Linked DNA regions of Mus musculus: all the other regions are linked to region 5. A link is a loop called in an ENCODE intact Hi-C map of the cell type or tissue named here. Cell type or tissue: left cerebral cortex. All regions are shown on one strand.

Region 1 (5,000 bases), 120 kb before region 5:
CTTACTTTCTTTTAATGATTGAAAAAGACTAGCCACCTAAGGATATCTATGGAACTGCTTCCTTGAACTTAAAAGATTGGACTTTTGTAGTGATATCATAGCATTCTCACCCATAGATGGTACATTTTGATGCCTTTTCATATGAAATTGCACAAAGTGTCTGTACCTTAGCTGGAAATTTATATTACAATGTGAAGTACTCAGTGTGTTATGTCTTTCTTATGTAAGGCCATGCATCTATCTCTGCCTTCCCACTGTCCATCACCTACCCCTGGGTTGTCCAGTTACCTCATAAACATCATTAAGGAAACATCTACCATTTGGTTGATTGGTCACTTGATAACATACATTTATTTTCTTATTAATATGAAATTACTTCTTGTCTAACACTATATTCAATATATACTATACTATATTTTATGATACTATAGATGTACCATAAAATTCATTATAAAACGTTTGTCATATTTTCCAGCTGTAAAAATCTCTTATCTCCATATTCATTAAGGGCAGGCTACATGTTCAGGTCACAGGTGTGGAAGTCCTCTGTGCCAAAATGGAGTCACCCAGGTCAGGCACTTGCAAGATGGAGTCAAGAGGCGGCAAGGGGACTGCCGTCAAAGACAACTAACCTCACAGCATTAACAAAAGCCTTTTTGATCCAAGATGCACTCAATTACGCAGCTACAACTGCTTCTGGGTAGACATCTCCATGCCAACAGCCAGTCCCATGAATCAGCCCATTCCACCTTCTCAAGGAGCTGCTGCGACCAGCTTATACTACTTCTCTCTTTGGACTTTACACACTTTCCCCTACAGTGGAGAGGGAAGAGACCTGCTCAGGCAGTAAAGTTCTTAAAATAAGATCATTAGGACCAGAGTCCAGACCTCTGGCATCCAAGTTAAAATAAATAAATATGCCTGGTAGTGCATGACTGTAATATTAGCACTGGGGAGTGGAAAGAGACAGATTCTGAACTCACTGACCAGCTTGCCTAGCCAAATTGGTGACCTCCAGGTTCAGTGAGTGACCTTATCTCAAAGAATGAGGTGGAAAGTAACTGAGGAGAAAATCTAATATTTATCTACCTCTGGCCACCACACACATGTGCACACATACATGAACATGTACAACACACACACACACACACACACACACACACACACACAGCGTTTTCTCTGTAGTAACCTCAGAGAGGCTTATGATTATCAAAATTTCCCAGGTCTGTAAATTCTACTCATTCCCACATAAACTCTATCTACAGAATTCTGTTTCTTATTTTGGTTGATCAAAAGCAAAATAGAACAATGTGGGAAGTCTGCATGATTGTCTTAATGCCATTTGGTGTCTTGTCCTTGTTTAGCAAGGTCCCTTTGTATTCGTTCCTGTTGTTCCTTCAGAGAACTGCCTTTGGCCAATAATGGTTTCCTCTTCTCTTAAAATACCTTCAGGTTACATAGTTCATAGGTTTCAGAAACAGCCATACCAGAGGCCAGCCCTTTCCCCAAGATAGGAAACTCTGCAATAGCTAGGCCTTTCTTCTCTTTTGTGTGTTTTCTGCAGCTTCTGGGCAGCATACTCCAGGTCCTTCAGCCTTTGAACTCTGACTTGCCATCAGTAGTTTGCCTGACCAAGTTCCTTCCCCAGACACAGGCTACCACACATGCAGTGTCCTCGGAGTTCTGCCAGTCATTTGTGTTGTGATCCAACAATGACATCCAAACATGGGTGTTAGCTCTAAAGTCTTCTGGGTCTGAGAAGTGAAAATAGATTTGACCCATCCTGTTGCCAGATGCAAACCAGTATACCACTTTCCAGCTGTTTTCTATCCTACAGGCTCTCCAGAACTTTCTGGAACTTGAGGTATGAAAAATAGATGGTGTTTTACAAGTGGCTTCCACAAGACTGTTTGGAAAAAGCTGTTCGAGCTGTGGACAAGTTGGCTCTAACATAGTTGTCATACCCTCTGGTCTATAATGACCCTATAATACACTGCTTCCAACCCCTTGGGGGAATCAGCCCTGAGAGGGAGATAGTAATGCCAAGCAAAGCAATAAGGCAATGGCTCTCTCCCAGAGGAAAGGCCAGTTTCTATCAACAGGGGGCACCACCCATTTTCCTTACTCTCCATGAAACAAATTAAAAGAAACTGTAGCTAAGAGTGCAGTCCGCGAAGCTTCCAAGTTTAGAAACCCACACAGGTTTGTAGCAGGGGAAAAAAAATCAAGAATCATCAAGGACCACTTTCTTGACCAGAAGTCTGAGAGTCAGAAGCCCTTCTGGTTGAACCAGACTCCACAGGGCTCTGCCTTCTGAAGCTACTCGGCACCTAGTGCCTCTCTCCTCCCAATAATTGGAGGTTTTATAAGTGCACAGCTATCATTCTGACTTGAGAGTTTCCACCATCATGTCTGTGAACTGCTTCTCAGATTGCTCTCTGGCTTAGTTTTCAAAGGCTTCCCCATACCCTGACACTGGCTTTAGGTTACTGCTTGAGGCAAACGAGCCCCATGTGGATAATTCCTTTCCTTGGGTGGGTCACATCTTCTCTTGAACATCAATGTTAAACTGGTGAGCTCAGGTTCACGAAGCCTCTCATATCCACTCTCCTGTATGCTCAGACTGAGCAACTGATTTCAGACTTTAAGATGCACGTAGAGAATCATTCATAATACAGGCCATTGTTTTTTGTTTGTTTTTTGTTTGTTTGTTTGTTGATTGATTTTTGTGACCTGGGGGAAATCATTATCATTATAAGCTCTGAAATCTGTCTTTGATTATATTTTCTATTTGTTTTTTTTTTTCCATCAGTGAGCAAACTTTTGAGAAAGGGCGGCATCTTGAAAAACTAGAAGTATGAGTACCAGCCCAAGAGTCCTACAGAGCAGATCTTGATACATACCTTGAGAGAAACAGAGTGACAATAGAAGCCATTTTTCTTCTCTTTCATCTTTTTGAGGGACATCTTGAGTGGGAGACACAGAGAGGGTACAATAAACCTGTAGAGATGGTATCTGGCAACAGCTGGGTCTGATGGGAAGAACCCATACTTCAAGTGAAGCCACCCACGTTTCACCTTTTCTTTCCACCTGGGTTGAGTTCCGGTACCTACAACTGCAAGTGGCTTATGATGCTAACTTCCCTTTATTTTGTTTTGTTTTATTTTATTTTCTCTACTCCCTCCAATCTGATTCCTTGGGGATACCTCCAAATAACTATATGCACCTCCATCCCCACCTCGGGTTTGCTTATGTGTCTTCTCAGTTGAGGTCCACATTCTGAAGTTGTTTGGTGTCTAGTTGCCAAGCATAATACTGCTGAACATTGGGGCATTCTTCCAAGATGCATTCCCAGAGCCTAATGTCTCCTTATTTAAAGCAGACGCATAGTGAAAGTTCTCCTCTTGAGTCATAGGACTTGATTCAACTTAGTGGGAAGACGGAGGAACAGGATTTGTCTCCAATGATGAACTTTATATCCGCTGGGTCTGTCCAGTTTCTAGGACCCCATCAATCAATCAATCAATCAATCATGTAGCAGCAAGCATCCTCCCCAGGCACATTCCTAAGCTGGAAAGCACATTAGCATGAATATAGTGCATAAGCACTTTCTGCTGTGCCTCAAAATTGGTGACTCTGTCACTCATGCCTACTTAAATTAATTTACATGCTTTCTTGATTAGGTAAATCTCATCTACCCATACAATGCAATAACAAAACAATTTAATTATGGTGTCTGATTTGAGGGTATTTTTCCCTATTAGTGTTTGGACTGGAGACAACATGGCAACAGTGAATAGGAGCCAGGCTCAGTGGTTTCTATCAGAGCTGTGTGTACCATCATCACTAAAGAAACAAAGATCCACAAATGCTTGAGGTTCCATTCCTGGATGAGCTAGCCAATATGGTGGTGATGGAATGGACCTAGAGCAATGTTTTTCACACCAACCATATCTCCAAGTTCACAAGAGTTGAGTTGGTTGACACCAGGCACTGGAAATCATCTCAATGGCAGAAATGCATGTCCCCATAGCTCTCAGGGAACCACCTCACCAGCAGGTCCCTCTACTGCTTGCTTTCTTTGGCAGTGTTCTAGATGGTTGGATGGGTGTGGGTGGTGATGCCTTTAACATCATTATTATTTTCCAGGCCTGTGGCATTCTGGGCTAAATGTTAATCTGAAATCAACCTGGTGAAGAACTGATTCTTCACCTTTTAGTTTTTTGTCTCAACCCCACCAGGATACACCAAGGAAAGTAAATATGAAAAATAACAAAAGATAAGTCGGAGCTGGGTACTTCTTGTTTTGCCATTTGAATTATTGACAGGTCAGATTTCAACACAGAGAAAAGTTCTGATCTCTCTCTTTTCTCTCTCACACTCTCTGGACCAGTTTCTCATCTCCGAAAGACAAGCATGTCAAAAATCTAAGCAAGCTTCATGGGAATTATTGAAAGTGTAGAGGTAGGAGGGGGAATGAAGGGAAGCAAGGACCCCATCCTTAATCCTATGCTTGCTTAGAGCAGCTTCCTTTACCTGTTGAAGAGGTAGAGATGACAGGCTGTGTGGACTCAGTATGTGAAGGATCCTTTCCTGGCACTCATCCAGAGATGCTGAGACAAATGTGTCTAACCCACAGCTCCATCTCTCAAGGACCAGTAACTAGCCATGATCCAGTCTATGGGCTTTAGGGGGAACCTGTGGCTGACACTTGTAGGTGGCAAGCACCAGGAGGTGGCAAGCACCAAAGGGTGGCTGGTTCAGAGCTTGTGATGAAAAATATACTTAAGAAAAACCTGTGAAGACAATAAGGACATGCAATGCACTGACATTTACATCGTGGAACTATTCTCCTTCTCCATGCCTCTTCTTCACTGTTTTCACCTCGTCCTGCCTTAAAGAGGAGTGAAGCTCATTCTGGTTATCCGATTTTCTTGATAAACAAAATGTGGTAAAGGAAAGTATACTAAACATCCTTGATAATAAAAAACCCAGCTGAA
Region 2 (5,000 bases), 70 kb before region 5:
TCTTACTGGTTTCTTTATCTGGAGATCATTGGCTACCATGGCACTTCATGTATATGGTGTTCTGTTTTGTTTTTCTGCAGTGCTTGGAATTGAACCCAGAGCCTTGTTCATGCTAGTCAATTACTCTCCCATTGAGCTACATTTTGATCCTATGTACTTACTGTGGAATAACTTGTACCAGACAGTAAGTAGCTCTGCCTACTTATACCACCAACTATTGGTTACATTTATGCTTTCCAAATGAATAAAATGTAATTCCTTTTTGGAATAATGTAATAGTATTTCACTATTTTATTTAGAAAAGCAAAGTCAGAAAGAAGACAACAAAGGCTGTTTTTAATTCCTTGGTCCTGGGAGAACTGTTGTTATTAGTTGGTAGACAAATAGCTTTCTAAAGATCTCTGTAAGTTTATTGATCTACATGTACCTAAACATGGACTTTTACATAAAAGGCATCCAGTAAACATGATTTTACCCTATCTTGTGGCAACTTTTTCAACCCCAAATCTTTCCTCAGTACTAAGGCTGTACATTCTTGCGGGCATCACAGTAATTGTCACGGTTTCCTTTCTATCCCTGTGATAAACACCATGACCAAAATCAACTTGGGGAAGACAGCGCTTATGTCAACATATAGTTTACAACCCATCATGATGGGAAGTCAGAGCGGGAGCTCCAGGTACCTATGAAGCACAGAACATAGAGAAATGCTGATTATTGGTTTACTCCGTTTGTTTTCTTGTACATTATAGGACCACCAAACAACAGATGCAACCACTCACAGTGGGCAGAGCCCTCCCAAATCTATCATGATACCTCACGGGCTTAGCTACAGGCTAATCTGGTGGAGGTATTTAATTTTCAACTGAGAGTCCCTCTTCTCAGATTTGACTCCAGATTGTATCAAACTGACAAAAGAACTGACTGGCACAGTGACTACAGTGGGCATGTGAGAGCAATTGTTCCAGTGCCTTCCTCCATTGGTAGCTGCTTTACCTCTTGCTGAGAGGAGCAGCAGCTTGCCTGAAAAGCTCAACGCCTTCCTAATCCACTCCTGAGATGAAGGGTCTGGACTGTGTGGTGGTTGGTTTTGGTTGATAGCTGTATGGATGGTTAGAGAATTAGTAAAGCACACTCGGGAGAGTGTCTTGTGGGTGTCTCTAGAGATGACTGGCATGTAAGTTATCAGACTGAGTGGAGAAGTTTCATCCTGAACACATATGACATCATTCGATAGTCTAGGAGCCATGATGGAATGCAAAAGAGGAAAAATGAGAAAACTGTGTGTCCACCGGATGCACTGCCTTGCGCATATTCATGTCTTACTACTGAGGATGCTACACTGCAGATTCTTCAGCCTTTGAACATGAACCTGCATAAGTGGCTCTCCAGGTGGCTTTCAGGCCTTCAGTATCAGACTGAGAATTTATCTTTGGTCCTGAGCTGCTTCCTATTCCTCTTGCCCCTCAGCTTACAGGCAGCCACAATAGGTTCTATGACCCCAGCTCCTATCTCCTCTTTCACCTCTGTATTCTACTGGGTGCGATCCTCTAAAGAACCATGACTTGTGCAGATGGAGAAGGATGAACACATTTCACATGTTACAGAGGTCACTGACTTTATCTACAACCCTGAGGGAACCCACTTTCCCACAACCACCTCAGCTGTACATCTTATTCATCTTTGCGATCTTTTATAACTCAAATACTCAAACTCCTTTTTTGCTTGGGGGTCTTTTGTATGGTTTTTTAGGGGTAAGGTTGGAAAGGTTACTTACGTATCTAGGCTATCCTCAGACTTAGAATTCTCTGCTTCAGCCTTCCAAGTCCAGGAATTACAGACAGGCAACAGCATACCTGTATTGTTTTTATGCAGGTAAGTTAAGCACATTTTTTTCATGGATCTCTTGAATATCCAGGCTTACAGTTTTTAAAGCACACAATCTATTGTGAAAATAGGAGTGTATAGGCACTAGGTCAATTGTTCTCAACCATTCCCGACCCCCACAGGAGTTACCAAGGACATCTTGCATATCAAATGTTTGCATTACTATTCACACCAGTAGCAAATTTACAGTTATGAAGTAGCAACAATATAACACAAGGAACTGCATTAAAGGGTCACAGCTTTAGGGAGGTTGAGAAATACTGGACTGAGTAGTTATCAGTGGGAGCACCTTTTAAAATAGGCTCTGAGCTAGTGAATTGCCAATCTTTTCACAACATATAAAGAGTGAGATCAGGAGAAATATATCTTATGCATTTCTGCAGATGTGTGCCATCTCTCTTCTGAGGTACTCGGTGTTCTCAGTTCACATCCCTACCTCAGTTATACTGCCTGCACAAGACGGATAATAGGACACACTTGTGCTCCTCTCCCCTGAATATTAGTGTTAGTCACATCCTGGTTAGAAACCAGAAATCTTGATTGCACAACCCAAAACTTTTTTTCGCCAGATTCAAGTTGGGCTGTCAGGGCTTACATAGCATCTGGGTTTCTACTGAGAAACTTCACTCAGGGTACCAATCCTCCTGAGGTCAGCTCTTTGCATCACATTCATTTTCTCTCTCTCTTAAAATGTCACTTTCCTCCCTCAATGCTGGTAATCACACCCAGGACCTTGCTTTTAAGTGTTCCACTACAAAGCCAAATCTCCACTTTATATTTTATTTAAAAGATAATTAGAAAATGATACAAGTCTTGGTTTGCACATAGAGATGGAAAGACATGAGTTTCTTGCCCTTGGGAAAACCAGAATGTACTCATCAATACCACACTGTCTTATTTTCTACATCTGTTTCCTCTTGTGTATCTCTCTGGATGCGAATGCAGAGAGCTTGTGTCCCCACTTCCCGGATAGAGAAGCAGCAACTCAAGTGACAGGCGGTGACATTTACATGGTAGATTTAGATCAAATGGAGTCACGCTGACATCTGGTGCAGAATTCCCCTGCAGCTATGTGCCAAGGAAATAATGTGTGCTGCTGACTGTCTTTTCTGTGCTGCTGCTTGCATCCAAGGTTACCCCCTGACCCAATCAATGAAAGAAGCCACAACCCCACATAGCCTATGGCTGACCCCAGCCTTCTCTTAGTCCATTCCACAAGGACTTTGTGAAATCTACCCACATCTCAGTTTTAAAAACCATGATTAAGGAGTGCCATCAGCCAAAAGCTTATTCTTACTCAGGGCAGGGGGCAGCTACAGTTCTGTCTTCTTCCCACTATATTTTTGGTCAATGGAGTTGGGTGATGAGGCAAATTAAATATCTGATCAATAAATCTTGCAGTGACCCCAAGGCCATTATTCAACTCTCTTGTTTAATAAATACAGATTCATGTCAGAACTTAACTGTGTAATTGCTGGCCAATCAATAAATATTTGCCTAGGGGTAGTGTGGGGAATAGATGAGGCCACTGAAGGATATGAGACGCCTCATTTTTAAGGAGCTCATAACCCAGGCAGGAAGGAAAATCATCACCACATGAAAAGGCCACCACCACACACAGTGTGAACATCTGTACTTGATTGAGGGGAGAAAACTGCTTTCCCCCCAGAGTGGGACTCTGCTGGAAATGCTATAAACATCTTCAGTGAATCGATTCCCACCACTGCAAGGACTGTTGTTTTCCCTTAACCCACAGGAAATTCAATAAATAAAAGAGACTTTAACTGGGATCAGGAAAAAGACAGGGTTTTTTTGTGTCAGTTCAGGGAGAACGGGATGGCACAGAGCTGACCTCAGGAAGAGGACTGGTGCCCTGAGTGAACTTGGTCTTGCAGCAGAAACCCAGATGTAAGTAGTAAGCCTGTCAGCCTGACTTGAATCTGGAAAAGAATTTTTTTGAGTAGTGCAATCAAGTGAGCATCTAACAGTAATTGGTATATTTAAAAACAACACCCACATGTTTGTGCGGGTATGCGCGTGCACGCGTGCGCATACCCTCCCCCCCCCCCACACACCACAAGAAAGAAGGCTTGAAAATGCCCCTCAGAGGCTCCTCAGGGACATACACAGGGATATTCCACAAGAGCAGAAACTCAGAGTCTGCTATTGTCCTGCTGAAATTTGGGAGTAGAACCCACTATGTCTCTATTTTTGCTCAGCATATTAAACTTAGTATGTAACAAGCAAGTCAAAAACTTTGAGAATACTTCCATTCTGAATGATGCATGTGTGGGAGGAAGATTCCCACAAGGGAGGAAATGACCACTGCTATGAATTTCTTTGGCTCTATGCAAAAGTCAAATGAGGATAGTCAACAGTAACTAGTCGTATGTAGAGATACAGGACAGTAGTTCTCAACTGTGATGATTTTTCTCCTCCAAAGGGCATTTCACAATGCCTGGAGACATTTTTGGATATCTTAACTGGAAAGAGTAAGAGGCTACTGGCACCCAGTTGAAAGAGAGCAGAGAGAGACATTTCTGAGCAACCTGTACTATACAGCCAGCCTCCTGTTATAAATATTCATACTGACCAAATGGTCAGTAGGATCCAAGCTCAGAAACCCTTCTCTACAGTTATTTGAGTAGAATTTAAACTATTTCCATGCCAGAGAATACCATATGGAATGCAGCAAGAATTCTTAGTCTGCCAGGGATATAGATGGTTTGAAGGATTCCTCACATTTTTAAATCTATTTCTGTACCCCAGCAATCATCTGAGGTGGATCATAAAACCCAATAGAGAGACTCTGTGGTATTGTTGATTATAGAAAACCATTCAGTCATCATGAGAATGATACAGCATGTGAGACTAGCCCAAGCTTCATCCCACAGTCTCAGCATGTGAGAAGCACTCTGTCTGCGGTTCTGGCATGTGCAAAGTGATTCTTGATTCCCCTGCATTACACTTAACGCATAAGGGCATGGGCAGCAACCACAGACAATGTTTCAGCAGAGTGTCATGGAAGGAGAGATGGACGAATGGGACCATGCCTTCAGGGAAACATAGCTTTACAAGTGTATGAAGGGTTAATGAATGTTAAAAGTTAAAAT
Region 3 (5,000 bases), 210 kb before region 5:
TTGGGAAGTAGAGGCAGGAGAATCAGAAGTTTAAGGTCATTCTTGACTATATTGTGAGTTTGACACCAGTCTGGGCTACAGAAGAAATGAGGGAAAGAGAGAAGGAAGGAAGGAGAGAGAGAAAGAGGGATGGAGAGAGGGAGAGAGAGAGAGGAAGAGAGAGCGTGAAAGTGAGATTGAGAGGAAGGGCATGTAGGAAAGCAGTGAGGACCAATCAGATTTAGCAAATTGCTTTGTGTTTTACAAAGCTTCGGATGATGCAAGTGGTTGGCAACTGAGAGCGTTCTAGACTCTTTTCCCACCCCAGAGGCAAAAATTTCTCCGAACGTGTCTCATAAGAGCAAACATGCCATAGAATGAACAGCATTATGGAAATATTAGTGGTCAAGCGCACTGGATGTTAACTTTTTCACAGTACATGCCAAATCCCCTATATAGTCACCGTGTCCAACCCCCTTCTTCAGCTATTCATTTGTTAGACTGCCAAGCTGGCTAACAGGAAATAGGCTTTCAGAAGGGGCATTGCTTGCATTCCTTTGACCATGAGTGAGACCAAGTCACTTTCAGTATTTAAATAAGCCATTTGTATTTCTTTCCCACTAGATCATTATATTTATCCTCCATTTGACTTTCTAGGCAGTGTGTATTTTATTTTTAAAATCTACATGTACTTTCAACTCTAAAAAAAAAAGAGGGATTCTTGTGACAATTAACTTTCTCGGTTTGTCATTTGTCATCTGAATATGTTAGTGCTTATTATAATTTATTTTGATATCGTGTCTCATTGTATAATATAGGTTGGCTTGCAATTTAGAATCTTCCTGCCTAGGCTTCCCAAATGCTGGCATAGAAGCCTGGGCCACTACCCTTCATTTCACTTTTAATTAGTCATGTTCACCAACATTTGACAAAATATCCACACTCAGTAATCATCCAGCCATCTTGGAGATTTTGCCAATTTTTTAATGCCAAGGCTATCTAGATGTGTTTGGCTTTACCTTTATGAGGGCCTTCTGATAAAGGGAGATGGTGGGCCATTTCTGACTTGATTTGTGGCTTCTCAGTGGCCAATCTATGGTGGGTCACCAGGAAAATGTGTCAAACATGAGAAGTGTGTCTGGCCTTGGGAGTACAACAAACAGCTGGCCTGGAGTTCTGAAGTCTATTTTGTTTCCTTCCATTTTCTTAGGAGCTGTAAAATGGAGTTCTCTCAATGAGTCTGTGGTCACTTTCTGTTCTCCCTGGATGGAGCACATTAGTGCATTTACTAATGAAGGTGATGTGATAACAGTATGTCACCAAAGGCAGAAGATCTGGAAATCTAGTCTAGCCTTCCATTTTTTCTTTTCCCATAAGTCCCTGCTGAATTAGTGATGAGCTATACTTACCTCTGTGAATGCACTTTAAAAAAATAACCTTCTATTTAAAAATGTCAAGTCTAGCTTTTCCTACTAATGCATCCTGTGTCCATTTCTAGTAAGAGATGATTAAGAAAGTAACAGCTACTGTGGAGCACTTTACTTCTCATAAAAGCCATCTGATGGAACTTTTCATGATAAGTTGGCAGAGAAGAAAGCTAAAAAGCAGTATTATCATGTGGCAGCATTTTATATGTTCTACCTTTGTGGATGAAGACTTTGTTTTGAATGTCTGATCCCACTAGGCCTTGATATTTTTTCTTTTGTGATGATACAGAAGCAAAAATACATTGGTTGGACTTGGTTCTTGGAATTTGAAGTGTGTGCCTTCTCCTCAGCTAGTGACATGCTCTAGCATACCTCTCCTGAGATGCCAGGCAGTGGTAGCCAGTGACAGTGGTATGAAGGTCAGTGGTCTAGTTACTTAGAGTGAACTACAATGACATTTTTGGATACAAACATTCAATAAATTGTATGAGATCCTCCATGGTTTATTATAAAATCGACTTTGTGTTAATGATTGCTTCCAGCTTAAGGAGAAGATCAGTGCTCTGTCACATTTAAGACAAGCCAGGCTAAGCTATGATGTCTGGGAGACTAGGTGAATTAAATGCATCTTTGAACTGGAGAGATAGCTTGATTGACATAAGTGTTTTCTGTATAAACATGAGAACTTGGGTTCAGATCCATAGCAGTCATGTAAAAATTCCAGGCATGGTGGCATTTGCCGCTAATTCCATGGCTATGGAGATGGATAAAAAGGTCCCTGGGTCTCACTGGTCAGTCAGTCTAGTCAATCAATTACCTACAAGTTCATGGAGAAACTCTCTCAAAAACAGTGTGGAAAGTGATTGATGAAGATACCTTATATAAACCTCTGGCCTTCACAGACACTCAAACATGCAGCAAAGTGAATGAGACTTAAAATTTGGGGGGGTGGGTACCTATAAAAAAACAAAAAACCAAACCAACCGCATGCCACAGTTGGAGAGGTGAATTGAGAAGCTACAAACCAATGTCCTATAGGCAGATCATGATCGAGCTGGTCATGATGTTACAGGTACGATATTCAGTTCATGCATCAATGCCAGGTGGCCCTTCCGTTCCCAGAGGGCAGAGCACAAACACACTATGGACTTTCCATGCTCCCGGAATTACCCCAATTGGTATTTGTTTGTTTAGCATTTCTATCTTTGGCCTCCATGCCTCTTTCTTAGGGGGGGGGGATTACCCAGATAATTGCACAGCTGTGCAGACTTCCCCACAAAGATCGTAAGCTTTCATCCCTCTGTCAGTTGGAAAATACATTTCTCTACTCTGAAAGGGTTGTTCTTGGCTGTGCTTTCTAGCACTTAGCTCTTGTCAAATTGAGATAAAGCACATTGGCGGCTTCAGGACATCTTTGAGCCAACAATCAAGGACACATGTTGGTGCAGCTGCCCTGAACATCCATGCTAGGATTGGAAGTTGTGTTTCTTCTCCTAGGATTTTAATGGGGGCCTCTGAAGCATCCAGTTTTTTTCTTTAGCCCCAAGGTGATGTTTATTTCACCTAGATATTTTCCAGCAGGATGGTGAGCTCGTTCAGAAGACACTTAAAGCAGAAACAGGGACATTATATACAAAACAAGTGTTTGAGACATTGAGTTTCGTCAGTGATACACCTCTGAATGATCAGCACTTAGAACAAGATGGGGAATGTTTACATCATTCCAGGCAGTTCTCTGAGTCTTTTCCAAATCAAGCCTCCTGCCTTATCCAGGGCAAGCACATTCTGACTTCTAGTGCCAAGAGATCAATCTTGTCAGTTCTACAGCGGCATACACATGAGAGTGTTTCTAGGCTTCTTCCGCACATGTGATACTTGTCAGAATCCAACTAAATTGCTTCTGTCAAGTCTTACAAAAACAAAAATAAATAAGCAAGGGAGCTGCGAAGGATGTTACCATCCAGTGCTGATGATGGTAATTATCACAAAAACCTCTCAGAACCCCAGATTACTCAAAGAGCACTTCAGGCTTAACTGAAAACAAGCACGTGAGCGAACCTTTCTTCAGGACATCTGCCCGGTACTTGTCTGTCAGCTTCAGACTGGCCTCTCCTGCTATTAGATCTTCTGTTATAGTCACTGTGTTGTTAGACCACAAATTACTGCTTCAGATAGCATATGCATCTTTTCTAGCTTTGGGTTTTAAAAACTTCACCTTGCCCCAACCTCCACGAATGTTCTCACCATTTACTGAGGCACGTATTTTCTCATTGCAATGCTATTCTGTTCCCAAGTAAATGCAATTCCTCTTGGGAGACTAATTATCTAGTTTGACCCTCAGGGCATTTGCACATGTGCCTATTTATGCATATGACTGTGCCTACCAGTACCTCAGTGGTTACATAGGATTCCATGAATACACCATTGGTAGGCATTTGGTTGATTTGTTCTTTGGGGCCATTATCAATAAAGCTGGTAAGAAAATTCTTTGCCTAAAAATTCTTAAAGACATATGATTTCCTTTTTCTTGAGAAGGCACATAATAGAATTGCTGGGCTGGTATATGCTTAGCTTTATAAGAAGCACAATGGGGTGTTTTCGAAAACTAAAATTTCCACAGAGTTGTTGCTTCTCAAAGCTAGAAGGGAACTTTGTTTCTCTAGTTACTGACTCCAACCTAGTCCTTTAAAATAAAGGTCACTGAGATGTAGACATGCCATTCAACTTTTTTCTATAGTCCAGTAAGTAACAGGACTCTAAGACCTATCTCTCTGACTGTGCATCCTTACAGGAATATGAGAAAACCTTTCTCATTTCTACCTGTGATGTAGGAATGATTTTTGGTTGGTGGGTCCATGTTCTTATCTTGAATCACATTAAAGAAAGCAGCATCCATGATGATCTTTTTAAATCCACAGAAGATCCTACAGTACATTGGTTTTTATGACATCATAATTCCAGGAAGCAACAGCAAGTGGAAGTGAGTCTATTTCACAGTTCAATTTTCACACAACTATAGAACATTGAATATTTTCATTTTGTGAAATTTCTACTAAGGGCATATATATAGATATGTGGGAGACTGTTGTATAAAGAGGTTTGTGTCATTTATAATGGCAGAAGAAATGCCAAATTTAACTTTTATAGATCAATATAGAAGAGTATTATGCAACCACAAAATGTTATATAACATTTATCTATATTATTATTATATATAATAAAATATGTCAGAAGTACTCCTGTCTTAACCCAGGTGTGTAATGCCTTTTGACACTGTGGCATATTGTTGGTGCTCAAGAATTGTACAAGTCTTATGTTCTATTTAACTTTACATTTTTGTACTTGGCTACTTTCATAGCTTTCCTCAGCTCCATGTAGACTGGGCAGGCCTTGTAAAGCATGTGTGGAAAAATTCTAGAAAAGTAAAAGCAAAATAGGAAGAATGTATCGAAAGAAGGAGTTAAAGGTGCACGGCTTAAGAGATTGAGACTAACCTTCCGGTTATCTTTCCACCTTCTCGGTTACACCAAAGCAGTTTGTCACAATCAGGTGCCCTGTCAGGTGCCAGGAGTACAGCAGAGATTGACATACAGA
Region 4 (5,000 bases), 190 kb before region 5:
TTTGGGGAAAGTGGGAATATGGAAAAGACCATGGGGAAAAAAACATTAGCAGGTGTGGTGATGTGCAGCCAGCTTTCCTAGGCTCAGGGCTGCCAGGGTTCTGACTTATGTGATATGCAGGATGCCTCTCCCTGCCCGCATAATGGAGGGAGTAGCACCGGCCTTCATCCACTGCTGCATCACTGCCTCAGAAGTCTTCCTCTACAGAATTAACTCTACAGGACCTTCTCTGCCCAGCTCACATGATGACCACACTTGGACTATGAAAGCCAGCAGACACTCACAGATGCTTGCTTCCAGCAGCTGTTGGCTTGTGGTACAAGGTGCTACAATAGAGCATGCCAGCAGCTGCTAACATCTGTATTTGTTTGTGGAAACTCCATCCTCACTATAGCTGCTGCTTTCTCACTGTTTCGGGTGTCTGCTTTCCTTTCTCTATCATCCTAGACTGCTTCTCTGTGTTTCCTTCCATGTCTTTAAACTAGAACACCAAGATTAGCTATAATCAAATGGAATAACAGGGCATTTCTGTGTATAAAATTCTCACATATACAAAAAATATGACTCAAATTATCAAAATAGACTTGGGTTGATATGCAGATATTGCACTCATTTATCATGAGAAAAAGCAAGACTTTGGGTTAAGTTATTATATAGACTCTAGACTTCTCAGAATCTACCTGAAGTCCCAGCCTGGATTGTATCTGTCCAAGTTCTGAACCACTCATTCATCCATGGACATCCCTGTCTCTATGTCAGGGCACTGAGATGCAAATAATAACAAAGGTAGTTGATGATCATGCAACTAGAACAAAAGGATAGATAATGCCCAGAGACATGAAATATGTAACAGCAATTTGCAGAAAGCATGTCAGGTTGATTGCCATGCATTCACAAAGAAAAATGTCTTTTCTCCCCTGATAATTCAATAAAAAAAGAAATTGGTCTTCATAGGAGCCCAGTACAGCAAAGATTTCTTTGAGCATGCACAATCCTAGAAATGGAATAAACACTGTCAAGAGTTGAGATGATAAGTTCTGAGACTGTGGCATTGACATCACTGTCCCAGGTTTAGCAGACTTCGTTCTAATGGCCATCCTGCCCTGTCCATCAGTGTGGCCAGCTCATCCACTCTCTTAGCTTCTGCTCTATGGTTTCCAGGCACTTTTATACTTTTGTTTCTTCTACACATGGAAATCGTGACTTTAAATGGCACCATATCCAACAGAGAAACAGAGACTGGTAGAGAATACTCCTTTCTAATTTTGTCTCTTTTCTACCCGAGACACTTGATGATCACTTTCTTTCATCCTGTGACATACAACTACTTGTCTTTATTTCTGATGTACTGTCTTCTCCTCTGAGAGGTTGCCTGGGGATACCCAAGCAAACTGCTTATGTATTTGAGTCACTGTCAGCTTCGGGGTAGGGAGGCTCAATCTTATAAGACCACCTCTTATTACCATAAAACTGAGTTATGTTTTGACTGCACAAACATGTATATTCCCTGAGGGTGGACAGGTGTGATTTGTGTATCTCATCCATACTTAGTCAATAGTACCATATGGTAGACCCTTCAAGTATTCTGTGAACTTATCAAACATATGTGGTATTAGCATCACATGGTCCTCTGTATCTGCAGGATTCTTGTTCATGTACTCAGACAGCTGCAAAGGGAAAAGTTTTACAGTGCTGGGTGAGTTGAAAATATAAGCATTGTCTTCTTATTGTTCCTTACCCAATTTAGTAGAACAAGTATTTACAAAAAGTTATCACAAGGAAGTGTTTGAAATGATATGTGTGGGATCCAAGTGGAGACAGAGTTGGGTGGGGAGGAGGTGTGGGATGTGGAGCAGTCGGAGGGAGGATGGGGAGGGGTAGGGGTGTAATATAGAGTGCAAAAAATGAATTACAAATAAAATAAAATTTAAAAAAATATGACCATTTTCTGCAAAGGTCAATTTGGTATTCAGAGGTTCCTAGAACCACTTCTTTATAGATTCGGAAGGACATATATTCCCATTTTTAAGTTAAGACACCAGAGTTGAAGGGCAGGGTTGCGGAAGTCAGCAGAGTCAAGCCTGCCAGGTGGATTTGCTAGAAGTTAGCTCGTTGGCTTGAAGGCATGGTGCTCAATTCCAGCCCTGTTTAACCTAGCCTGTATTGCAGCTGGGTCAGTGTGTCTAGAGTAAGGAAGGCTGTTCTGCAGTAGGATTGTTAAACCGTCAAAGGGTAGCCATCTATGCTATTTACTCTTTGCTCCTTTTCTCTTTCATGGGCTGCCGGGGAACCCAAATCCAAAAATATGCTCACTTGTAGAACACTTGACTTTATTCTATGTAGTTTTTTTTCTCTCGGCTACTTTTTAAAATTAATGGGATATACTTCTTTATGTCCCATTTATTTTAAAAAGTTTACTTTCATTAATCATGTTTCCCTACATGCATTGCAAAATGCTTCTTGTGGACTCTCAAAGAGAATCCAAGGAAGAAGGAAGTGGAGTCATGCCACAGAGCTGAGTAGTAATATTTGGTGGTAGTCATTGTCTCACTTGAGCTCTGGCTTCTGTTTGGGTCTAGGAGTCCCTCTTCTGTATTTGGAAATTCAGTTTCATTTGGGTAATTAGAGACTAAGAACACAGGATGCCTTTCACATGCAGCTGCCTAAGCCAGTGTTAGCAGATCGCAGAAACTTCAGGGTGGCCTGCACTTTTCCTCTCCTTTGCATGTCTAATGGCTCCCAGCTGTGGTCTCCCACTGCCCAGCCTCTGGGAAACCACACACTGATAGGACCTGGGCTTTGAATCTTGCAGCACTTGCCACTTGATTTTTAAGTGAAGAATGCTCAAAATAACTGCTCTTGCAAAGGAGAGGCACTTAGGGACACTTCCACACACAGAGCACTGCCAATGACTCATAATCAGGATATAAAAAGAAAAAAAACCCTGCCTGCCTGCTAAGGATTAATTCTTTTCTTATCCTTTGATTTTTATTCCCTCAAAGACAATTTTAGTCACAGTGACAATTTCACTTGTAATGTTTCATGGACATGTTCTAAGATTCTCTTCTCTCTTCTAGAAAGGCATATTTTGTATTCTCATTATCTAAAGACCCCTGCCTACAAAGTCTGACACTTCAGAAGGTTTTGAACTGCCCTATATCTATTTATATCTGTATATATCTATATCTATATCTATATCTATATCTATATCTATATCTATATCTATATCTATATCTATATCTATATCTATATCTATATCTATATCTATATCATCTATATTCTGTTCTTTCTTATTGGCTTGTGCTGGAAACCTCATGGGGCTCACTTGATTTTATATTGATAAAGTAGATATGGTCCCAAGCTACTTCAAATGTGAATGAGAAGTAGGCTGTAAATAAAGAGTGGCATTTGGGTTAATTCTAGGGGGTGTGGTCAACCCATTTCTGCCAGGGGAAGGAAGATATCCAATTTTAAAGGAAATCATGGAGACTCCTGTGAAGAAAATGGAATGACAGACAGTGCAAGAGGAAATAAGAGAGTCATCTTGGACATCAAAGCCTAAAAGAAAGGACCATCGCTAGCATGGATGGCAGCTATAAGATAAGAGACAGATTTGGCTCCAGGACAATGGCATCCTCAACAAGGCCTACTAATATGAAGATAAGTCTGCCTTAAGCAGCCACCCAATGCCCAAACCCCATGGATGTGGGCAGCAAGCTGTGGCAGTCTCACTCCATACAGATAGGCACAGGAAGAGGGGCAGAGAAGAAAAGAAAGAAGGAGGAGAAGAGGGAAAGAGAAGGAAAGAAGGTAGGAGGAGGCAGTGGTGGCAAGGAGGAAAATCCCAGGTAGAAAGGAGTGAAGCAATGAGCAGCTGGAGACCAGCTCACCTAAAAGCTGCTTTCAAGTCAAATAATGTATGTAAGACCTTGAGGTCTTACTCACAAGTTGTGTATAGGTAACTTCAAGTTCAGGATTGTGATGAAACAAACTTCATTACAATCCAGTAATTCACACACCACTAAAATGACTGATAGCAATACTAGAATCAGCTGTGATTTCATTGTGGTTTGCTTCTGGCTCTGTTGGAAGGTGGTGGAACCTTTCTGAGGTGGGGCCCACTGGGAGGTTTTATATCATTGGACATGTTTGAATACGAAATGTCCTCCACCTCAGGCTTATGTGTTAAATGCTTGTGTACTAACAGAAGGCAATATTTGGAGAGGCTGTCGAATCTTTTTGAGTTAGGGCTTAGCTTGAGAAAGTAGGTCACAGGGGCGGGGAGCATGCTTGCAGACTTCGTGTCTCTGCGTACTTCCTGTTCTGCTCTCTGTTTCCTGATCTGCTGTGGGTCATCAGTCACCCATGAACTAACCTGTTCAGCTGTTTCTTCCTGCCACGATGGACTAAAGCCATCTGTAACCATGAGCCTAAGCAAATTCTTCCCTGAGGAAGTTGTTTCTTTCTAGTATTTACAGTCACATAAATGTGACTCCTGCCTTCTTTTACTTTCCTGAAACATACATAGAGTAAAGAAGGAAGATCCTCAAGTCTCGTCAATGTCACCCAGCAAAGAATAGGGTTTGCAGTGAAAGTGGATCTAAAATAACAAAATGCTCCAAGCAGAATCCTATATTGGTTCGACACCATGAAAAACCAGAAATAAGAGCCAGACTTCTCACAATCCTAGACTTAAAAGGAAAGATAACTGCCTTAAAAGGAAAGAAGACCTGCATCTGCAACCCCTACAGATCAGAGTCACGCACTCATTTCTTCTGCCCATTTCTCAGATCAGAAAAGCAAGATCCTGAGAGGCTCTGTGACTATGTTTCTCCTGACCCAGACCTTTATGTGTGGATAGACTCAGAAACCCAAGGAAATCTGCAGGCTGAAGAGAAAGGCTGCCACATTCTGGGTTGTCCTCCCTCGTATAAAGTGGCAGTCTTGTAGAATTTTACTAAGTCTGGTGGTTTCAAGGATTTGTTTGGGAGTTTTTCAGG
Region 5 (5,000 bases):
GCTTCTGCAAGGCACCAGGTAGCATGTAGCTCAAACATATGCACAGATAAACACTTAGAAACTGAAAATAATAATTTCCTTTTAAATTGAAAGACATGTCCCCAAGAGACCTATTTTTCTTAAGTAGGCTCTGCTTCCCAGTTTCCATTCTGCAAAGTAGTGTCACCATCAAGGGGACACAGCCTATGGGAGACATGTGATATGCAAACCAAAACAAAGTCAGGTTTCCCAACTTCCTTTTACACAACCACAAGAGATTTGACCTTTGCAACAGTGCTATGCTGTAGGTAGGGCCTCTTGGCATCAACTTAATACCAGTTCATTGAAGCAACTTTTAAAAGACAAGATCAGATGGCCCCACCAGTCCCTGAACCTCATTCATGACACATGTTCAGAGCCCGAGGCAAAGAGTATGGAGGCAGGAAGTACCAGGAAGGAACTTTTGAGGAAGAAGTAGGAAGATTCCAAAAGCTCACCCGGAGAACTTCAGGAAAGACTTTTCCAGGAAGAGAGAGTACTGAATGCTCAATAGGTGAAGGGACCTCGGAGGAGGTGAGTCCAGGGAAGGGGACAGACAGACAACACGCTTGACCTGGAAATAGAGGTAATCTGTGGAACAGTTACTGAAGAGTCTCTCCAGAGTCCAGAGTTACACAGAAAGCACTGGACACCTCCTTCCACTAAACATTTCCTCTGCTTTTTTTCTGTGTGAGGGTCCAGGCCCCTCCCATGGAGACATTGATAGGAATAAGACTAAAGGAAAAAGCAGGCACATTTAAGGACTGACCACAAAAGGGGTCATGCCCTTTAGGGCCAGCTCTTCTCTAGGGCCTTGCTTTAGCAGCTTATCTAGGGCAGAAGTGGAGGGTTCCCTGCTCATGTCTAGCAGTGAGTTTGGAAGCAGGGATGGATGACACAGGCTGGCAAGCCATCTTTCTTCCTGTGGCAGGAACCTCCATGAGTGAGTGCCATGTGGGAGTTAGCAGGTCTCTCTGTCACTGGAGTCCACTTACTCAAAGCACCTGGGAGACAGGGATTCACTTTCTTTTTCTTTTTCTCTTTTATTTTTTTTTCTTTGTTTTGTTTTTTGAGATAGGGTTTCTCTGTGTAGCTCTGGCTACCTCACTCTGTAGACCAGGCTAGCCTCTGCCTCCCAAGTGCCAGGATTAAAACCGTATGTCACCACTAGCATTCTCTCTCTGTCTCTCTCTCTTTCTCTCTCTGTCTCTGTCTCTCTCTCTTTCTCTCTCTGTCTCTGTCTCTCTCTCTTTCTCTCTCTGTCTCTGTCTCTCTCTCTCTCTCATGTGTGTGTGTGTGTATATATATATATATGTATATATATACATGTGTATATATATATATATATATATATATATATATATATATATATATGAATGATGGGAGGCAGATGCATGCATGCCACAGTGGGAAATAGAGGTCAAATTTCTTTTCTTGTGAATCATAGGGATAAAATTCAGGTCTTCAGGCTTAAGAGCAAGCACTTTTATCCCTGAGCCATTTCACTTGCCTGAGGTTAGTTATCTTGGGGTTAAAGGTATCTCTAGTTCTCCTAATACCACTCCATTTCCTGAGGACCTTAATTCCATGCAGATTCAATTTAAAAGATTCAGAGGGCCAGTGTTTGGGGTGAGGGAGGGCGGGCGGGCAGGAAGAGAGGGAGAGATCCAAGACACACACCCCAGGACCCCAACTCCACCTCTGGCCTCTTATCGACCTTGAATCCACAGAAATGTCCATAGAGACTTTCAGTTTCCCTCATCCCTGGACTGAGCTAAAGGACAATACAGGACTTTCTGAACATTGAAAGAGCAGGGAAGGGCTGTCAGGTGCTGGGATGATGGCTCTGCGTGCTTGGGTGCTTGGGGTAATCTGGGGCCATCCAGATACTTTAATACCCAGAAAACTGTAGGTAGTGAGCGAGCGATTCGGAGAGAACCAGGATCCTAAGGGGAGAGGATCTGAAGAGCTGACGGAGGCGAGATCTAGCGGCACACGGTAGGACGGGTTCCAAGTAAAGTTTCTGATAGCCCGGCGAAACTGGCAACATGGCAGAGGTGGCGCAGGTAAGAAAAGCCCACAAGAGCTCTTCGGGCAAAGGCACCTGAGGTTGGGCGCGCGAAGGGAAGGGCGCGCGCCGGGCAAATGGAGCTCCCGCGGCCGAGGGGCGCGCGGCAGCGCAGGGATTGGCGGGTGCTCCCGGGCCCCCGCGCACTTCTTAGGCGGAGCGGCTGAGCCGAGCGTGTGCGCGCGCGACCCCAGCCCGCCTCTTGGTCCTTGGCTCAGCGCTCCGCTGCTCTCCACCGCATTCCGCTGCCCGGGGTGGGCACCCCGAGACATGAACGCGCCAGCAACTCTGCCTCCGGGGGTCGAGGACACCACCTGGACCCCTGGGATCAACGCCAGCTGGGCTCCGGACGAGGAGGAGGAGGATGCGATGGGGTCCGACGGCACAGGGACAGCGGGCATGGTCACTATCCAGTGCATCTATGCGCTCGTGTGTCTGGTGGGCCTGGTGGGAAACGCCCTGGTCATCTTCGTGATCCTACGCTATGCCAAGATGAAGACAGCCACCAACATCTACCTACTCAACCTGGCCGTCGCCGATGAGCTCTTCATGCTCAGCGTGCCATTCGTGGCCTCGGCGGCTGCCCTGCGCCACTGGCCGTTCGGGGCGGTGCTGTGTCGCGCAGTGCTTAGCGTGGACGGCCTGAACATGTTCACTAGTGTCTTCTGCCTCACCGTGCTCAGCGTGGACCGCTATGTGGCTGTTGTGCACCCTCTGCGCGCCGCCACCTACCGGCGGCCCAGCGTGGCCAAGCTAATCAACCTGGGAGTGTGGCTAGCATCCTTGCTGGTCACCCTGCCCATCGCAGTCTTCGCTGACACCAGGCCAGCTCGTGGGGGCGAGGCCGTGGCTTGCAACCTGCACTGGCCTCACCCGGCCTGGTCTGCGGTCTTTGTGATCTATACTTTTTTGTTGGGCTTCCTACTCCCGGTTCTGGCCATCGGATTATGCTACCTGCTTATTGTGGGCAAGATGCGCGCTGTGGCCCTGCGGGCTGGCTGGCAACAACGGAGGCGCTCAGAGAAGAAGATCACTAGGCTCGTGCTAATGGTGGTGACCGTCTTTGTGCTATGCTGGATGCCTTTCTATGTGGTGCAGCTTCTGAACCTGTTTGTCACCAGCCTCGATGCCACTGTCAACCATGTGTCCCTCATCCTGAGCTATGCCAACAGCTGTGCCAATCCCATTCTCTATGGCTTCCTCTCTGACAACTTCCGGCGCTCTTTCCAGCGGGTTCTGTGCCTGCGCTGCTGTCTCCTGGAAACAACTGGAGGTGCTGAGGAAGAGCCCCTGGACTACTATGCCACTGCTCTCAAAAGCAGAGGGGGTGCAGGATGCATATGCCCTCCTCTGCCCTGCCAGCAGGAGCCCGTGCAAGCAGAACCTGGCTGCAAGCAAGTCCCTTTCACCAAGACCACTACTTTCTGAAAACCATTTTACCCTCCCTCACCTCGCCTGCAAACGGGTCTGCGCCACTCTCTCAAGCCAGCAACTTCAAGAACAACTCCTGTTTTCACTAAGCCAGGCCCTTTCAGCAGCCTGTGTGCTGTCCCCAGGAGCCTCAGGACTCCTGCTAGTCCCTCCCTCTCCTAGGACTGGCTCCAAGGACACCTCCATGGGGGTAGGACTGCCCTGGGATTTGGGCTAAAGTACCATCCATTCCTGGGCCTCTGGCAATTTTTCAAGAGGTGGGAAGCAGGTGGTGGTCAGAAAGGAATGTCTACCCTTGTGTGACTTGTGACAGTGACTGCTTGAAAGAGCCCTTGGGAGGCTGAGGTAGGCAGAGCCTGTGCTCTGTGTAGGCTCTTTGCTGTATGGTAGCATAGTGTGTATGGTGAGACAAGGGAGAAGATAGGATAACTCCAAGTGGTTTCCCTCTGTGTCGGTCTGAGGCTCTCGTTGCTAAGTGAGATGTCTACGTAACAGACGAGGGCACTTGCACTGTCACTGTACAAGTGTTTTCCAGTTGTCAAGGGGCCAGTAGAGACTTCCTGTGAGTGTGAAAGGCTTAAAGAAGCATGATGTGGGGCGGTTTTGCAAGGCATAAAACTTCTGGTCAGGAATTCAAAGGCAGAAAGGATTAAAATCTCATCAGCTGCAATTTTTTTTCCACCCCCGTCCCTGATTGCAGGAATATGAAACCCCATTAAAGCCCGAGCTATGCTATGAGGGGGAAGGTGTCGGAAAAAGACCAGAGAACTAGGTGGAGGGGAAACAGACTCTGTTTTGACATCAGATGATGACCACAGTGAAAAGCCATTCCTGTGCCTTGTAAGTTAACCACAGCTTCAGTATACTTCCCCTGAGGAAGATTCACAGCCTGTAAGAGCTTTACTTAGGCTAAAGCGCTGGAGGGAACCCAGCTTATGCAGCATCTGGGTGAGAAGTGGCTGATTACAGCCCAGATCAGTATAGCAAAAATGCCCTGCTGAGTTCTACTGAGCCATCGCTGGTGGTACTAGAACAACGAGCCAAGAGGGGGAGGAGGAAGCACAGGGTAGTCATCTGGGCAGTCTCCACAGCTGCCTGGCAAGGGAGAGTGTTCTTGAAAAGAAAACACCTGGATCCTATCATCCTAAAGAACATAGCCCTGTGTCTTCTAGGGCAGTCAGCATGAGTTCTATCTAGCTGTTGGGAGGCTAATGAGGATCCAGAGTGAACCAAGAAGTAGAGTGGGGCCTGAGGGAATGCTCCACCACCCTGTGGGTTACAGTGAATCTCTGAAACCCTGGGAGAAGCAGGAGGTGACCTTTTTCTGGGCTTCTTGCCCAGAGCCATGACTTGTATGACAGTAGCAGCTGCCTGGTATGTGGGAAATGGACAAGGCGGCTGAATTCTGGTCCCAGGCACAAATATCTTAAAACCCAAGCAGGTCACTCAGGCCAGGTCTTCAGAATTTTTGCCTGGAAAAATC

Evidence for each region. Hi-C counts contacts between places; a loop is a spot of excess contacts. Peaks named below come from ENCODE experiments on the same cell type or tissue, not always from the same donor. Only the 100,000 strongest peaks of a DNase experiment are listed, where the experiment ranks them.
Region 1: it touches region 5 in a loop (2.4-fold over the local background); 8 of 42 quality-filtered maps call a loop at or near these places.
Region 2: it touches region 5 in a loop (7-fold over the local background); 4 of 42 quality-filtered maps call a loop at or near these places.
Region 3: a loop joins it to region 5, with 2.0 times the contacts of the local background. A loop is called at or near these places in 4 of 42 quality-filtered maps.
Region 4: a loop joins it to region 5, with 3.0 times the contacts of the local background. A loop is called at or near these places in 4 of 42 quality-filtered maps.

Annotation. Positions count from the first base shown.
Region 1 is chr2:148,277,316-148,282,315 of GRCm38, forward strand. No RefSeq gene overlaps it. Among named protein-coding and RNA genes, the nearest start is that of Gm36597, 110 kb to the left of the region's middle. In left cerebral cortex, a CTCF peak has its summit at 2,094 (motif pointing right); no DNase peak of the experiment used is centred here.
Region 2 is chr2:148,323,132-148,328,131 of GRCm38, forward strand. No RefSeq gene overlaps it. Among named protein-coding and RNA genes, the nearest start is that of Gm39957, 66 kb to the right of the region's middle. In left cerebral cortex, no CTCF peak of the experiment used is centred here; DNase peaks (open chromatin) are centred at 2,907, 4,302, 4,584 and 4,754; H3K27ac peaks cover 1,595 bases.
Region 3 is chr2:148,186,297-148,191,296 of GRCm38, forward strand. No RefSeq gene overlaps it. Among named protein-coding and RNA genes, the nearest start is that of Gm36597, 18 kb to the left of the region's middle. In left cerebral cortex, no CTCF peak of the experiment used is centred here; a DNase peak (open chromatin) is centred at 2,767; H3K27ac peaks cover 1,040 bases.
Region 4 is chr2:148,204,026-148,209,025 of GRCm38, forward strand. No RefSeq gene overlaps it. Among named protein-coding and RNA genes, the nearest start is that of Gm36597, 36 kb to the left of the region's middle. In left cerebral cortex, no CTCF peak of the experiment used is centred here; a DNase peak (open chromatin) is centred at 2,861; H3K27ac peaks cover 1,892 bases.
Region 5 is chr2:148,393,115-148,398,114 of GRCm38, forward strand. Sstr4 (somatostatin receptor 4) reads left to right here and starts at 2,263. Exons shown (of 1, transcript NM_009219.3): 1 at 2,263-3,650. The coding sequence starts at 2,357. The coding sequence ends at 3,514. In left cerebral cortex, a CTCF peak has its summit at 2,830 (motif pointing left); DNase peaks (open chromatin) are centred at 2,025, 2,183, 2,789, 3,258 and 2 more places; H3K4me3 peaks cover 3,261 bases; H3K27ac peaks cover 3,279 bases.